Linked DNA regions of Homo sapiens: region 2 is linked to region 1. The links are chromatin contacts, found by Hi-C or POLR2A ChIA-PET in ENCODE. All regions are on one chromosome and are shown on one strand. Each heading gives the region's core, a stretch centred on a gene start or an enhancer-like site at or near the end of the contact. The rest is flanking DNA. Distances are from core to core; before and after follow the strand shown.

Evidence for each region. Hi-C counts contacts between places; a loop is a spot of excess contacts on that map. ChIA-PET counts read pairs that join two places held with the same protein, here RNA polymerase II (POLR2A). Pooled maps may share reads with other maps.
Region 2: a loop to region 1 is called in a map of CD4-positive, alpha-beta memory T cell, with 5 times the contacts of the local background. The contact joins the promoter of FAM78B-AS1 here to the promoter of LINC01675 in region 1. A Hi-C loop is called at or near these places in 1 of 168 maps with a recorded cell type or tissue (CD4-positive, alpha-beta memory T cell), 2 of 37 single-sample maps with no recorded cell type and 9 of 50 pooled maps. POLR2A ChIA-PET finds 5 or more read pairs at or near these places in 1 of 52 experiments (activated T-cell).

The regions. Positions count from the first base shown.
Region 1 is chr1:166,488,090-166,491,951 of GRCh38, reverse strand. It overlaps LINC01675 (long intergenic non-protein coding RNA 1675), which reads left to right and starts at 1,913. Exons shown (of 3, transcript NR_146890.1): 1 at 1,913-2,091. RefSeq lists an enhancer at 1,741-1,910.
Region 2 is chr1:166,079,192-166,083,408 of GRCh38, reverse strand. It overlaps FAM78B-AS1 (FAM78B antisense RNA 1), which reads right to left and starts at 2,673. Exons shown (of 3, transcript NR_184318.1): 1 at 2,157-2,673; 2 at 678-804. The region is part of intron 1 of FAM78B (family with sequence similarity 78 member B); the gene reads left to right.

The DNA.
Region 1 (3,862 bases), core at 664-3,163:
CTCTAGCCAACCCAAGGCTAATAAGAGTTGTCTGCATATATATTTTTAATTATCTTGATGTGCTCCTTGGTACTGCTCCGGCTTAAAGTGCACTGGCTATTCCGTCTGTCTGGAATGCTCTTTCAATGATGTGGACATAGCTGACTCTGACTTCTCAATAAGGCCCACACTGACCACATTATTTAAAATTGCAACTCATGCCTGGTGACCCTAATCCTCAGTAGCAGCTTGCTCTACATTTTCCTCTCCCTAGTATTTATTATCTTCTAACATCCTATATAATGTACTTATCTGTTATGTTTGTTACTTATTATTTGACTTCCCCTGCCAGACATTGACAATGTTCTCTGCCTATGTTGTTCACAAATGTATCCATAAAGAATAGTGCTTTGCCAAGGGTAAATTCTCAATAAATATTTGTTGAAATTGAATTGAAGTGAGTTGAATTGAATTGAGTCGAATTGAATTGGATTTTATTGAATGAAAAGACTGTCACTCTCACATTTTTACTTACAGGCACATCCAAAACCTTCTATTTTCTACTGGATCATTTCCATCAGTAGACAAACATGCTTTTATTTCTCTCATCAAAAACAAAAAGCTAAATACATTTTTTGACCTCCATTGTTTTCTGATCAACTCACCTCCCAATTTCTCTGCTCCTGTTTTAGCTAAACTCCTTGAAATAACTGCTGGTGCTCATAGTTGTCTCTAATTCTCTCCTTCTCTCACCATTGTATTCAGTAGGCTTTTGTTCTCCCTTCTCCACATAAATGACTCTTGTCAAGAGCATCAAGAACATCCTCACTGCTAAGTCTACACCCAGATCCCAGCCATCCTCTTTTTTTTTTTTCCTATCAGCAATGTTTGTCTCACACCATTGGTAAATGGCTCCCCTTGGCGTACTTTCTTTGCGCACTTCCAGGACACCACATTTTCCTGACTCTCTTACCTCCTTGTCTGTTTGTTCTCACTCTCCTTGGTTCTGCATTTCCCAGTCTCTAAATGTTGGAGAGCCCCACTGCTAAGCCCTTTGGCCTTCTTCTCACCCCTTGGTGATAGTAACCAGTCTTAAACCAGGCTTTAAGATCTTTCCTATGCTGACGACATCTACACTAATAACTCTCGTCCAGTTCTCTGCCATGTATATGGATTTATATACTAGACCTTTAAATGTGTTATTTCAAACTTAACAGTCAAAACGGAGCTCCTGATCTTCCCTCCCAAGGGAGGAACTGTCTCCAGTCTCAATTCCTAACAGCTGCTCAGGCCAAAGCCTTGGAATTATCCTTAATTCCTGTTTCTCTCATATCTCACATCCAGTCTATCGGCAAATCTTCCCAGCTGTTCCACAAATATGCGGCATCTGACCACTTCTCAACCCCCACTGCCACCACCCTGCCCAAGCCCCATCTTCTCTCTCCTGAATTAGCACAACAGTCTCATTACTGGGCCTATTGCTTTCACCCTTTGTGAGGGACTAAGTGGCTAAGTTGGCTGGACTTCCTGGGCCAATAGGAACTTCCCTAAGGGGACTTTCCCCTAAGCCAAAATGAGTCACAGCTGCAAGCTAAGGGATTGAAACCTCAACCAATCATATAGGGAGTTTAAGCTCTAGCTGCAGCCTGATGTTTTTAACCAATCAGGCCCGTCAACCCACAAGCGGATTGAAAATAAGCTAGTTATGTAGGACAGAAAAAGGAAAAGACGAGGGGTCATAAGGGGACATAAGCATAAGACAGAAGCAAAAAAACGGCAGCCCTTCCAGGTCCCCTTCCACCACGTGGAAGCTTTACTTTTGCTTTCATTTTACTTTCGCTTTTGCTCTAATAAATCTTGCCACCGCACCCTCTTTGGGTCCGCGGGTTTCTCTAATCTAGCTGTAACACTCGCCACTGCGGCCCACGGCTTCATTCCTGGAAGCCCGTGAGACCAGGAACCCTTCGATCGAGAAAAGACCTTCCATTGGGAGAAGACTTCTCGTCTTATTTCCACCTATAATCTCTTCAAAACATAGCAGTCAGAGTTACCTGCTGAACTCATAAGTCACTCATCTGCTCAAAGCCTCCCAGTGGCTTCTCATCTCACAGAGTAAGTCAGGCTGCTTACAGTGGCCCACGAGGAGCTTCACAGTTTAACTGGCTCTCTAGCTCTCTCTTGCTCTCTCTCTCTCTCTCTCTCAATGACCTCACCCTTCACTTCTTCCCCTTGCACACACTGAACATGCCACACCTCAGACATGCCAGGCACACTCCTGACTCAGGGCTTTTGCCCTTGCTTTTCCCTGGACCTAGGCATCCTTCCCCTAAATAGTGCCAATGCACCCTCTCTACCTTCAAGTCTTTGCTCTTTCTCAAATGCCACTTTCCAAGTCCCTTTCTGGCCCCCTGCTCTTCCTCTTTCTTATTACGCCCTTTTCTTTCCCATGTCACAATCTCTTCTAACTATATAATTGTCTATTTTACTTTATATAAACCTCTTTCGCCAGAATCTGTAAGCTCCAGAAACATAAGGGCTTTTGTTGGTTTTGTGTATTTCCCTATTCCTAGATCCTAGAACAGGGCCTGGCACATGATATAGGCTCAATAAATATTAGTGGTATAGATGAAATTATTAATTCTATGGACCTTCATCCTTCATTGAGAAACAGTGGTTACAGGGAGGGAAGGGGGAAAGAATTGGCTTAAGACCTAAATGATTTACATTTACTCCCTTCAAATGTAAACAACTGCTGACCATATGAATATTCTTGGACAAATCTCTTTATCTCTCTGGGCTTCAGTTCTCTTATGTGTATAAATAATGGGTTAAACTAAGTAGTCTCCATAAACATTCTTACTTTAGTATTCTTTAATTCTCTAAACCTCTTGTCCCTGCACTGTCTCTGGGATTTACTCTCTATCTCTCTCCCTTTTAAATGTTCTTTATCCATTCATCAATTCTATAAGCAATAATTGAGCATATTCAATGGGCCAATCCCTGGTCTGAGCCCTGAGGATATACGGTTGAATAAAATAAGAATTTCCACGGGGGAGAAGGTAAGTGAAGAAAGGCAGCTCATATACTTCAACAAGGTGGTCACTGTTGTCCTATGGAGGCCAGAGCCTTGAGTGTATGTTGGGTGCCGGTGGGAGATGGTGGGGAAGTTGGAAGAGGATGGGGCTGGGCTTCACTCATGGCTGCATAATGCACAGGAAATCCAGAAGCTGACCCTCTATAATAAAGAAGGCTATTGATTTTAGCAGTTTTCTGGTATCAGAGTTCTGGTTTTGTGGCTGTAGTATTTGTAGTAGTGGCAAAACGCTAGCCCATCTCTGCTACAAAACATACAGAGAAGATGAGGCTTCTACAAAAGGCTTAGCTCATTACAGTTGGGGTCAACCTGTCTTTCTGGCTTGATGCCTACCTGAGTGAGCAAGCAAAAAAGATTGCTGGCTGAAGCACTCTCTACCCTGCTCACCCAAGGGCCACCTTAGGACAGCTTCTGACTGATGTTTGGAGAATTTCCCAGGAAGCTAACTTGAGGCAAGGGGAGGACATGAGAAATGGAAGACAACAAATTAAACATTGCCCATCCCTTCTGAAACATACAAAGCCTTCGGAACACCCTCCATTTGCAGAAGATTTATTTCTCGAATTATATATTTAAGGGCCTGAGTCAGTCAATTATCTACCTTCACAGACCTATCTTGCTGCATAAACAGATTTCCATTTCCTGATGCTGTCCTTAAATGGCAAATAGTAAAACACTGGGAGAAGGTGGCTGACATTGCTCTGTAGGTGTCTCTAAAGAGTCTAGTGTGATCTGATGCATCTCCTGGGGCAAACACAGATGCATGTGAGAAGAGAAGGTGCAGAAGGG
Region 2 (4,217 bases), core at 1,424-3,923, 410 kb after region 1:
CATCCAGATTTGCATGCAGGTCTTGGGAGTCCCACCCCGCACTCTTCCCCTACCCCTCCTCTCTCTTTCCCTGAAATGCTTCATATTCATTCTATGTAATTCTGTGAGGTAACTCATTCCTTTTTATTACAGAATAAAGACAAATTAATTTTTTTAATGAGAATATTCACAAAATAAAGAGAAAACTCCTATAGTCCCACAACTATAGATAAGCACTTTTCACATTTTGGTGTATCCACCCAATAATGTCTTTTCTCAGGTTAACTAAGGTTTGCCTATAATAGCAGAATTCCAAAATAAGAAGGAAAAAAACACACATCCACTCCCCATCTCCTCTACCTGCCATTTGTCTGGCTTCAAGGGCTGCAAGTAGAGGATACAGTCTACTGCCATGGGCTGGATTGAATGTGTGTTGCACCCCCATGCCCCTCAATGCCACCACCCAGCCCCTACATCCTCTCCCAGCTTAGCTGGGCTCCTATTTAATGCAAGCTGTCAGAGGAAAGGCACTTAGTACCTTGCCAGGAGCCCCAGGGACACTCGTTCCAATGTGTCTGCATTCAGTCCCTTCCCATCCCTTCGGCTGTCACGTGGGACTCTCCCCTAGACTCCAGAAGAGCCTTCCCCATCTTACTCCCTCTGCAGCTCCCTTGAACTCACCTCACAGCCAGCCCTACCTGCTCTTCCAGAAACACTTGCCCCATTCATTGCGCTGCTTGAAGGAAGCACCTGTTCTGGGCTCTTCTGGAGGTACTGAAGATGCAGCAAAGCCTGTCCTCAGGACGCATGCAGTCTAGTGGAAAACTGTCATAGACACAAGCAAATCAGCACACTGAAATGCATATGCAATTGGAAGCCACTCTCAGAAGGTGGCCTGGAGCTGCAAGTTGAGGATGAAAGGGAGCCAAGGGTGGTGGCTTATGCCCATAATCCCAACACTCTGTGGGGGTTGAGGCAGGAAGATCATTTGAGCCTAGGAGTTCAAGACCAGCCTGGGAAAGGTAGTGAGACCCCATCTCTATTTTCAGAAAAAGAAAAGGAGTCCAGGTTGTAAAGAACTGAAAGAAAATGGTCCTGGGCAAAGGGAACAGCAAATCCAAAGGCCCAGCAAGTCCAGTGGGAGGAAGCTTATCTTGTTGAAAAGTGAAAAAAGTTGAAGTTGCTGAAGTCTAGAGAGCCAGAAGGGAGGGGGTGAGGATGAATGAGGCTGGAGAACTGGTGGGGCAAATAAGGAAACATGGACATCTGGGTGCAGTAGAAAACCATCATAGGATTTTTCAGAGATGAGACATGGCCTGATGTACATTTTATAAAAACCATATTCGTGGCTTGCAGGGGCAGCACAAGCTTGGAAGCAGTGTCCCAGTGAGGAGAGGACCTGCATGGTCCCGGATAGAGGAGAAATGGCTTGGAGAAGGGTGGCGGCCATGGGGTTAGACAGAAGAGACAAATTCTGGCCATATTGTAGAGGCATAGTGGAGAAACATGTTGGTCTAAGAGCAGGTGAGGATTGGGGCATGGTGAGGGACAGGCAGGTCTCTGTGCTCGCCACCTGGAATGCTGCCCACATCGATTCCCCCTCATCTTTTGGGGTCCCACTGCAGCCCCATTTCCCCTTAGGAGGCCTGCTGACCTCTACCTCCAGCCCCAGTTTCCTCTGCTTCCTCTTGGCACCCCCAGAGCCTGGCATAAGCAGGGCCTTACTCCTGTGGGAAGGCATCTGACCTGCCACCTTGGGTGGGCTGTGACCTTCGGGATGGAGAACAAATGCCACTGGGCCTGGCACAAGTCCCAGTGACTGGTAAGGAGCCAAAAGGGCTTGCTGTGTGGTCAGGGGACACGACCCTTGTAAGGGACACAGCCTGGGCCTGCACGGCGCTCTGCAGGCATTAGAGAACACTGCTTCTCTGTGTGGGGTAAGGCGCTTTGCTCCAAGAAACTCAGAATTGGAGTCGGAAGTCAACCATTTTCAGATGTGACCTAGAAAACTGGCCAACGACCCCAGACCTCAGGGCTGTCAAATTGAAACAAGTCAGCAGAGGACTCTGAGAACCCAGCTGGGGCAACTTACTTAGAGGGCACAAGGTAACCTGACCTCCACGTGGTGAAGGTTAAATACACAGTGAGAAGATGTCTCTAATGCTGGAAGAACTCACCCTAAACAGGACGCAAGAGTGGTAACAAACATGAAGCCTGTCTCTGCACTGATGACTCTTGAAAAACACTGCAAATGATCTTTTCTGCAATAGGAAAAATGCCTCCTTGTGCGCCAAAAAGAAAAGGATGTGGTCAGAAAGGAAGTGGGCGGAGGGGAAAGTGGGAGGGGGGAGTATTTACAGGCTGCTTGGAGTCTGATATAAACAGTGCGGAATGAGGAAAATCCTAATTTTAACACTTACTCTGTAATCATGGTTGCAAAGCATCTGAGAATCAGGACCTCTGCCAGAGGCAGGGCTGGAAATTGGTCTCAGGGGCCAGGTGGCTGCCCAGGTGACAGGCGCCTGGCCTGGCTCCCCTCTGACCCCAGCCTTGTGTCAGACTCCACCTCCGTGCCTCCTCTCTCTTCACTGTCCCACCATGCACTGTTATTTCCAGCTCCTCCTGTGGAGGGGTTGGGAGGAGAAAGTTGCTGCAAAGTCAGCAATGACACGGAACATGAGACTCACGTGACTGGGAGCACATTGCTCTCCTTCACGTTAGATGAAAAGCCTCAATGCTCAGGGTGTGGTGTTCTCTTTAACTAAACTTGCCACATACCCAAATAGTAGAGCCTTAGGTTCCAGCCATGAAGATGAAGAGAAAAGGCAGAAGCCTCTTTTCCCACCCTCTAAGTGCAGTAAAGTTAACGCAGCAGTCAGGATTCCTTTAAAGAGTAGGCTGAACATAGCGGTTAGACCACAGACTCTCAGGACAGTGCCTGGCATTCAGGTTAAGTGTGAGCTATGATCAAGATGATGTTATCAGAACTATTAATATACTCAGCTTTAGAACCAGAGCCTGTCTTGGAGATCCCCTGCTGTGCCTGTGTAAACACTTTAGTTGATTAATTTTTGGAGACATGGTGGTGGGTAGCTGAGGAGGAACCTGGGTGGCCAAAGAGAAGGCATTACGGGGAGGGAGAGGGGTCGTTTAGCAATTGTTCCAAAAATGTTTGAATATTTTAACAACTGGCATGGTCATAGCAGTGTGTATCAGCTAATCTCATTCATGACTTTTATTATTTTTCAGAGCTTTTGGACTCTTAATTTTGTACTAGGGAGGCATCATGAGAAAGCATGTGTTTAGAATCAGACCTTGGGTTCACAGTTTGATTCTGCCCCTCACTAGCGGAAAGATCTTGAGCAAGTTCCCTACTGCATAATGGAAAATAGAAAGATGCCCACCTCATGCAATTGATGTACAAAGTAGACGTGACACTGATTGTAAGGGTGCTTTGTGCATGTTAAGACTAAACAAGCAGCAGTGAAACCACACGTAACAAAAGGAAAACATTCCAGGTTGGAACTGTCCTGGGTTCCAGAACTGTGCATCTAGATCTCCCAGCTCTGCCCATCCCTAACAAACATTTGAGGCTTCGGAGTATGAATACAAAGGCCAGGGTGCCATATTTCTCAGTATTTATAAGTTATAGGTCAGACTAACAGAGGGCTGAATCAAGTAAGTTCTATCCTCCTACCTAGACAAGTATACCTTTGTAAAAACCTGAAGGCTATGTTTACATTGAGGATTCTTGGACTCCTCAAAGTTTTGTGCCAGAACCTAGCAGCATAGGAACAAGTGACCCTCAGCCCCTAGCTCCACCTACTTCCCCTCCCACCCCTGGCTCTGTACCACATTGAAAAAGATGTTCCATCACACATTTGCATGTGGGCACCCAACACATGGTCCCAAACTCCATGCACACCCCCAACAAACAGCCACCCTCTGGCCACCCCGTGGGCCCAAAAGTGCATACACAGTGGAGTGGACTGCCCTTGGAAAGACAGGACAGTGAAAAGGCCTGAATAGACTCTGGAGGTATGTTTAGGGACATTTGGGCTGGAAATATTGAGATCCTAGGTACCCAGAGAGTGTTCTCGAAGGAGGGGCCACCCTCTCAGCACCACAGACTTCTTACCCAGTGTGAAAGAGCATGGCCAGAAGATACCAGAGTGGGTCTCTTAAAAGGGTAAGGCCAGCCAGACACAGTGGTTCATGCCTGTAATCCCAGCAACTTG